Regions from separate parts of the Homo sapiens genome. Here region 2 is linked to region 1. The links are chromatin contacts, found by Hi-C or POLR2A ChIA-PET in ENCODE. All regions are on one chromosome and are shown on one strand. Each heading gives the region's core, a stretch centred on a gene start or an enhancer-like site at or near the end of the contact. The rest is flanking DNA. Distances are from core to core; before and after follow the strand shown.

The links. Hi-C counts contacts between places; a loop is a spot of excess contacts on that map. ChIA-PET counts read pairs that join two places held with the same protein, here RNA polymerase II (POLR2A). Pooled maps may share reads with other maps.
Region 2: a loop to region 1 is called in a map of sigmoid colon, with 4 times the contacts of the local background. The contact joins two enhancer-like sites. A Hi-C loop is called at or near these places in 2 of 168 maps with a recorded cell type or tissue (aorta and sigmoid colon) and 6 of 50 pooled maps. POLR2A ChIA-PET finds 5 or more read pairs at or near these places in 1 of 52 experiments (activated T-cell).

Annotation. Positions count from the first base shown.
Region 1 is chr7:25,454,433-25,458,699 of GRCh38, forward strand. No RefSeq gene overlaps it. Among named protein-coding and RNA genes, the nearest start is that of NPVF, 230 kb to the left of the region's middle. Within about 2 kb of position 2,524, at least 11 of the 41 ENCODE cell types and tissues checked have a DNase peak (open chromatin) inside an H3K27ac peak, as active enhancers do; they include sigmoid colon, where a contact is called at or near this core.
Region 2 is chr7:25,847,646-25,851,912 of GRCh38, forward strand. No RefSeq gene overlaps it. Among named protein-coding and RNA genes, the nearest start is that of LINC03007, 60 kb to the left of the region's middle. RefSeq lists a silencer at 4,154-4,203. Within about 2 kb of position 2,191, at least 17 of the 41 ENCODE cell types and tissues checked have a DNase peak (open chromatin) inside an H3K27ac peak, as active enhancers do; they include sigmoid colon, where a contact is called at or near this core.

The DNA.
Region 1 (4,267 bases), core at 1,274-3,773:
TCTTCTGGTTTTCTCTAGTGTTCTCAGTTTTCTTTGGTGTTCCAGCACCATAGAGCATCATTTTGTTCCTTTGCCCAGGATTGCCCTCATTCAGCACAGACATCCTTTTATTAAATTGTACAGCCCTTGGTGCCTGTGGCCCAGCTAGTCTACAACCACTCCCCTTCTGAGCCTGCCTCTGGGAAAGCCCTAACGTCATCACGCTCCTCAGTTCTCTCCTGATCCAGGCAGCTGTTTTCCCTGAATGCCAGGACGCAACAGCCTCAAGCCTCTCCTGGGTTTCTCTCGGTTTTGCTCTATGTCACAGTTTCCCAACCTCAGCACTATTAACAGTTTGTGCTGCGTAACTCTTTGCTGTGGGCGCTGTCCTGTGTGTTGTAAGACATTTAGCAGTATCCCTTACCTCCACCCACTAGATGCCATAACACTCACCACAGCTATGACAGCCAGAAATGTCCAGACATCCAAATGTCCCCCAGGAGTCAGAATTGGCCCTAGTTGTGAACCACAGCCTTAGGTGCTGAGTTCAGCTTCTCTCGGTCTTTCTAGGCATCCCCAGGCTTTGCTATGGCAGGCGGAGCTGACAACTCATTTCCTGTTTTACCGTCTTTCTATTTATACTGTAACGTCTCCAAGTCAGATAATTAGAAACCCCATTATCTCCCTAATTACCAGAGGTAAAATCCCTCATAAACTCCCCAAAAGGGTCCCGGGGCCACCTAAGAACCTAGCAGGTCAGGGAAGGAATAAATAGGCTTCCTATGAGCTGGACCTGTTCCAAGAGCTCTGCGTGTACCATCTCGGTTAATCCTGACGGCTCTGCTAGGCTGGGGACTGTGTTCATCCTCATTTTCCAGTTGAGGAAAGCTAGCACAAAGGTGTACAGTAACTTAGTTTAGGCCACATTACTGCAAGTGATAGGACTAGGATCAAACACATCTATTTTGCACCAGCAAACCAGGATCAGGCACAGTCTGCTTCCAAAGACTGTGCTTTAAAAACTAAGCCAATCGGGAACGACCCACACAGAAAGAGAGTCTTTTGGTGGGAAAAGAAAGACCGATGGCATGGCTGATGGCAGCCCAAGGGGACAGTAGACAAGTAATTCCCTGGGGTTTGAAGAAAAAGCCGAGGAGGAGGACTAAAGGGGCTGTCTGAGATCCGTGACCGAGGAAGGGGGGGTCCTACACCAGCGTCTCCTGCATGGGTCATTTCCTACAGCGTCGGTGCCCCCTCACACTCCTCCTCTTGTCTGCAGCCTCCTGCCCACCTCTGCCCCCTTCTGCATCTGCCTGACTCCTACTTGCTCTGTAAGATTCAGCCATGGTGTCACCTTCTCTGAGAAGCCTAAGACCCCAGTCTGTACTGGGGACTCCCTCTTACCTCCCACAGCTCTTTCACTCAGTTCTGCAAAAGAGGTTTAACTTTCTGTTTGCCGAACTAGTCAGTCCCGTGGTGACGTCAGGATTATCTTTCTCTCACTTCAGTGCCTCTGGGACTTAATAGGTGCACGAAGAATATTTATAGGTGCCTGAGAAATGCTTGCCGAGAAATGACTGGCTGTTCCAAGGCATTTCCAGGGCAAGGCAGTCCAGTCTGTGCCGGGCCGGGCGGTTGTAGAGGAGGGGATTGGGTTGGGGGAGTGAGCAACCTGTCTCAGTTTGCCTGAGATTGTCCTGATTTTAGAGTTGAAAGCCTGGCATCTTGGGAAAGCCGTCAGTCTCAGGCAAATGAGACATTTGTCATCCTGCAGGAGGGGGACAGTGGTACAGTGGGAGTCAGGAGCACTGTTTTTTTTTTTTTGGCGGTTCCTGTAAATGAGGATGGTTTTCAAAGATGGTTTCCAGAAGTTTTCAAAGATGATTTTCAAACCCAAAGGATCAAATGGTATTCAATTGTTCAGGGTAAAAATTCACATCAAAATTTAATGAAAATGACAGCTTTTCCTCATGTCTAAGTTTTGACACAAAACAAAACTCCTACAATAATAGCAACAACAACAAAATTTTCCTAGTATGGTCATAGACTTGCTCTCCTCCTACGGTTTCCTTTGATTGCTCCCAGAAAGGGACACATACTTGGGAACCTTCTTGCTTTTCCCTGTTGCCACATCTCTTTTGGCCTTGGCCAAATCATACTGCTGAGAGAGACTAACTGTTGCGGTATCTTTTATCAGCCAGGTCTAGAGGAGTCTCATCCCTACTCCCTGGTCCCTGATGTCACTGGGGTAGCTCTTCTCTTCTAGAAACAGGATGGGGACTGCTCACAAAACAGTTTTGCCACAGGCAGAGCCTACACTTTCAGCCTGGCCCTATCTGAGTTCTTTCTCTGGCCCTCCCAGACACGGAGAGGTCTTTAAGATAAAAAAATTTGGCATTGGATTTTAAGTCTGGCACCCCAGGCTGAAATCTGGCACCCAGGCAATAGACTCACTTTGTGTGGGTTCGCTATATCTAAATGTAAGAGAACAGATAACAACAACAAAATTTAATTTTGGCTTTCATCTTCCTGTTTATATCTTTCTTGTTTACTTAAGCATGTGGCCTGCTGACAGCTGGCAAGCTCACAAAAAAAAGGAAGATAGACTAGTTCTGATTGCCCTAGGGTAACCTCCTTAGTGAAGTCCTGTAAGGAGTTCTGGGCTGTCCTTCACTGGCCTTTGCTGCAAAGCAGTCCTAGAGCCTTCGCATTAGCAATGCCCGACACCTGCTTCGCTCCCGCTGCTTTGCTTTTCCACCCACAAAGTACTTGAAGAACAGAGTAGTGAGGAAAGCCTGACTTTCGGTACTTACCAGCTGTGTGACCTTCAGCAATCCTTAAACTTTTTCTCCATTATAGAATGGGTATACTAATTATTCCTATCTCATAGTAATTTTCTTGAAAGATTAAATGAGGTTGCTTCTGGGAACACTTGGTAGGGAGGTGGAATGTTTTAAGCAGTTTGTAAAAGTTAGCTCCGTGATTCTCATTTGAATTCAATTTTGCTCCCAGGGGACGTGTATAAAGACACGTTTAATTGTCACACCTTGGGGTGGGGGATGTCACTGGCCTCTAGTGGGCAGAATGCAGGTATTTTATAATACACAGAAAAGCCCCCTACCTCCCTACTCCACCAAAAAAAGACAGAAAGAAAGAGAGAGAGAGAAAGAAAGAGAGAGAGAGAGAGGGAGGAAGGAAGGAAGGGAGGGAGGGAGAGAGAAAGAAAGAGAAAGGAGAAAGAAAGAAAAGAAAAGAAAGAGTTATCCTATTTAAAATATCAATGGTGTTGAGTTTGGGAAATCCTGCATTAGCTATTACTATGTTATTATTCCTGTGGAAGTAATGCCTCTTTATTCTGGATTAGCTTCATGGAGACATAGTCGTAGATATATGAGAAATTCACAAATCCTGTGATCTTATTTAATAGGTGAGTGTGTTACCAAAACAAGTGGATGCTGATCAATGTAGAATTGACCTGTACACATTGTTGATCATAATGTCCATATTATCTTATAATATATTCTCAGCTGTCTCTCCAAAAAAGAACAGTCTAAGACTCCGTATACATATTAGCTCCCTTTATTCCTTTGGTCTTAGAAGATAAACTACACTTTAAAAAAATTAATAGTGGGCCAGGTGCAGTGGCTCACACCTGTAATCCCAGCACTTTGGGAGACCAACAGGGGTAGATCACTTCAGATCAGGAGTTCGAGACCAGCCTGGCCAAGATGGTGAAATCTCATCTATACTAAAAATAGAAAAATTAGCTGGGTGTAGTGGCAAATGCCTGTAATCCCAGCTACTTTGGAGGCTGAGGCATGAGAATCGCTTGAACCCAGGAGGTAGAGGTTGCAGTGAGCCAAGATCATGCCACTGCACTCCAGCTTGGGCAATAAAGGAACACTCTGTCTTGAAAAAAAATTAATAGTGTTATAATTTTTCCCTTACAAAAGCAATGCTACACAAATTCATTATTTAAAGAATTAAAAGGTACCATTCTTCTTGACTCTCCTATGGGTTTGATTGGATGCAGAGTTAGAAGAGAATTCATAATTGGCTTAGACTGGTGAGGCTGCCAAGCTCTTGAAATGTTTGTTATCAATTCAATTCATATTTATTGAGCACCATCTATTTGCCTAAACCATGCTAGTTGCTGGAGAGATGGTAGCAGATAAAATGAATACATGGTCTGGTTCAGAAGATGGAAACTATACAATTAATTACAAGTATGTTACATATTATGAAAGGGGACAGAGAGCAAGGAGATTATTTAATAGAGTCCTAGAGG
Region 2 (4,267 bases), core at 941-3,440, 390 kb after region 1:
ATGCAGCTTCCAGTGGACTCCATTGTTACCTGGTAATCATCAGTCAATTGCCATCACCCTTAACCTTAAAGGTGTCACTTTCGTACTTCAGGTATTCTTTCCAAAGTCCCTCTACCCCTTCTTCTCCCTGTCTTATCTGTCCCTGATCTCTGCCACCCTCAGTTGCTTACATTGGCCAACCAGCCTGAAATGGGAGAGGTTGAATCCTTCATGCTATGTGCATAGCCAACATTCCACAAGATTTATGTCACTAAAGCCTGTGAAAATGACAAATGGTGAGAAAGAGGGCCAAAAAGGGAAGCAAAAATAAATCCAACTACGATTTAACAAAGGGCGGCCCAGTATCTGTACCTAGTGGGTACTGTGATATCTTGAGGGACATGAATTTAACAAGAGAAATAAACTGCTGTATGAGGATCTTTAAAATGCTCTTGTTTTCCATTCAAATTCTCTTTAGTAAAGTTGCTTTTTGCCCTGAAGTCATAATCCAATTGTGTCAACGTGGTAATTAAACATCTGGATTGATTAGGTGGGGAAAGGGAGATTATTTTCTAAGATATTTTTTCTAAAAAATAAGCTTAAGAGTAGAAGGGCTCTGGTTTCCCGGAGCTGTCTAGAGTCATGGAAGGAAGGCCGCCAATATGAGGGATGAGGATGGCCACACAGTAGGGTGACTTTTCAATAAAATAACTTTTTTGTTCTTGTCACATTTAGTGAGCTTACTGCAACTACTACCCTACCAAAGTCACTGACTTCAGTAAACCATGGCTCAGCCATATGATGAATCATCCAGATGATCAAAATTATTCTTATGAAGAGCTTTTAACAACAAATACAGATACTTGTGATATAACACTGTGAACAAAAGCAAGATATACAAGGGCATTTGCAGTATAATGACAACTATGAAACCGATCCACATACGAGAACAGCAATACTCCAAAACTTCAAAAGGTGATTAGCTATAGATGGTGGGATTCTAGATGATTTTTGTTATTTTCTAGACCTTGTATTGAGTATTCTATAGTAAGTATGGATTCATTTTTATAATTAAAAATATATTTTTAAATGGAATAAAATCTATAAAAGGCATCACCTACTTCTTTCAAAGGTCACATATTCCTTAATCATGGCTTGAAGCCTCAGAGCTAAAATGGCAGTGTTCAAAATATACATCTGCTTTAGAACCTATTTTCTTCAATCTTTCCTATGATACTTAAAATTTCATAGACCTTCACAGAAATGTGGGAGGAAATCTGTTAGTGACTTTGTACACGCACCCAGATGATCTGGAACTGGTACTCTCCAGTGAAGCAGCCACTGGTCACTGAGGCTACCAAGCACTCGAAATGTGTCTGGTCCAAGCTGAGATGAGCTCTGAGAATGAAATACACACCAGCTATTGAATATATGGGAAGGGGCAAAAAATGTAAAATATCTCAATACTAACTTTATATTGATTACATGTTGAAGTGATATTTTTGAGATATTGCATTTAATGAAAAATACTATTAAATAATTTCACCTTTTTTTTAATGTGTAATATAATGTAATATGTAAAATGAGCTATGTAGCTCACATTAGCGCTCTTTTGGACTGAAATACTCTAGAAAAAAATTCTGCAGAAGTGTGCTTCGATTATCCATCTATCATCTTTCAGAAACATGCAGGATCTGAATACACACAGATTGCTTGCCCAAGCCAGATCTATGGCCCCCAGTAAAATGTATTCTCCTGCCCCTCTTCCAAGTTGTATCACACTTTTAGTGGTCAGACAATTTCAGTTATTTCCAAGCGCAGACGAATTGAGGCCAGTTCGATGAACAGCACTTACAGGCTGCACCTAACAGCCGTCTTGCCTTTCTTCAGACTGACACGGCCCACAGAGCTCAGAATTCTCTAACTCCCTAACATCTGCCTCTGTTCCCATGGATTCACTCACACATCTGTGTAACACTTCATTCAAAGGACACAGTCCCCATTTGAGACAGCCTCAAATATTCACAGCTCCCAAAAGGCTGTGCCAAAGAAACTTCCTCCGTGTAGCTGTAGGCCATCTCTCAAAGTGCCCTTGGTGTGAGGGGACTGAAAATTATTGCTCTTCAAAAGGGCAGGGGAAAATGAAAGGAAGGATTATATCTGCCTGAACTGCCAAACCAAACTCTGAGAAGCAGATTCTCCAGAGAGTGACTCAGGCCCACATGATGTTTGTTGGGGATGATGTTTTCACTGGGAGGCGAAGTGTGCATTTGCTTATCTGGCCAAAGGCTACTCAACTTATGTGGCCAGCCCACCCCACAGCAAACGTGTACAAGGGTTCTTGTTTCTCCCTGCTCAGAGCTGCATTTTCTCTCTCTACAGCAGTCATTAGAATAAATAAAACCCATATAATCAACATGAGAGGAAGAGGACATATTTTTGTAATGCACGCGGGGGAGGAGGGTGGTTTTTAAAACACCAGGGACACCGCGAATGCCACAGTTATTATGTCAAGGCTCATGAGGTCAAAGTCAGTTAATAATTCCCGATTATTCTCTTAAAGATGACTAACACACAGCCCAATGCTAACAGTTTTCATATTTTAATGATCTTCCATAGAGTTTTCTAATTTATTCAACCTCAGCAGATTCCATTTCTTCATAAAAATAAAGTATTTTTCATCACAGAGGAATAACTTCAAGTTTTTCTTCAGGGATGAGAATCCAAAATCCTGACTCTGCCTGCCATGCTACTGAGCTGTCTCCATTTATCTCTCTGAAATTTTTTGGCTTACAGATTAAAGCATTAGAGGAAAAGAAACTATAAACATAAAAGAATAATAAAGATCATGATTTGTTTAATTTTTACATTCTTATTATTAAGACAGAATTTAGGAAGCAAAACTGCACTTTATCACTTTAAAATATACCCCCAAAATCACTACACTAAAGGCATTATAAAGGGTGACATTGTAAGAATATTTAATTGACATGATTTGGGAGGAAGGGCTGGCAGCACACAAGGAAGAATCGAATGTGAAAGAGAATTTGGTTAATTTTAAAATGTTATCCAAGTAATTACAGTCATTATACTTTCCTGCGGCGCAGCAAAGAAGTAAAAATATCAAGCTCTCCCGCAAATTTTCCAATATATACATACTGTTAAAACATACACATGTGCACACAAACACGTACAGTGAAACCAGATTTTGGAGTTTATCGCTTGCCAAGGTTCACCCCAGAGCAAATATTTACTGCGGAGTTACAAAATTTTCCTGAAGGAGAACCAAAATGGAAGCGTTTACATATGCTGCAAGTACTTTGTGTGCGCAGGGGCCACAAGAAAGATATAGTTTAATAAAAACATTTATGGATTTTGAAAGCAAACACAATCCAAGAGTCTTGCACATGTGGGAAAAGATGATATTCCAGCCTAACACGTTCTCTCTTGAAGATCTTTTGGCTGTTTGCAGTGAGCAAACCCCAGTTTCCTCTGGGGCCCCGCTAATCTATATTGTAAACCATTCTCAGGAAACAAATGAAAGAACCATCCGACACTGCCCTCGGAGACAGCGGCAGGGATGCGGCTCTGCTCTACAGGCAGACAGAAACTTCCCAGGATGGGCGAAGGTGGCTGCTGCATGAAGAACTGGGGTTCTCTAACCTAAACCTTCGCCACCTCCTCTTCCTATCAGGAGAATCTCTCTTAACTGATTTCCTCTGCATTCTCTCACCTCCCGGGCTACCTCCCACTTCACCATCGCAAAACGAACCCGATATTTGCAAAACTTAGGAAAAGACACACCGGCGTGCGGCCCACTGTTTCCATGCCTTTTGCCCCATGGCCTGAGAACCCACTGTATGCATGGCCTTAGAACCAAAGTTTTGCACTTCAAGTGAGCTTTGTTCACGTTCGCCCCATTTTGTTCTGCCATTAGGTCTTGCGGGTGCGCTAGCCTGCTCTTCATTAGTGCTTTTGTGCCTCATTCTTTATGAACCCCGGGCTGCATCCATCTACCTTAGCGCTAATGATCAAACGGGGGATCTTGAAATCACTCTGCGCAATTTACAAATCACACAAACTGGAAAAAGGAATTCACGCCAAATTGGACAAACTTTTGGAAAGGCCTTGTGGAGCCTTGCTCCTCTATCCTTGGGCTCTATTGCCCCCTGGTGGTTTCTCCGAGACAAACGCGGCCAGGGCTCAGCTCCGAGGCTCAGGTGTCCTGCCCTGCGGGCTGGAGCTGCTCTCTGGGACGCAGTGGGGCTGACTCGCGGGTGGGGAGGGA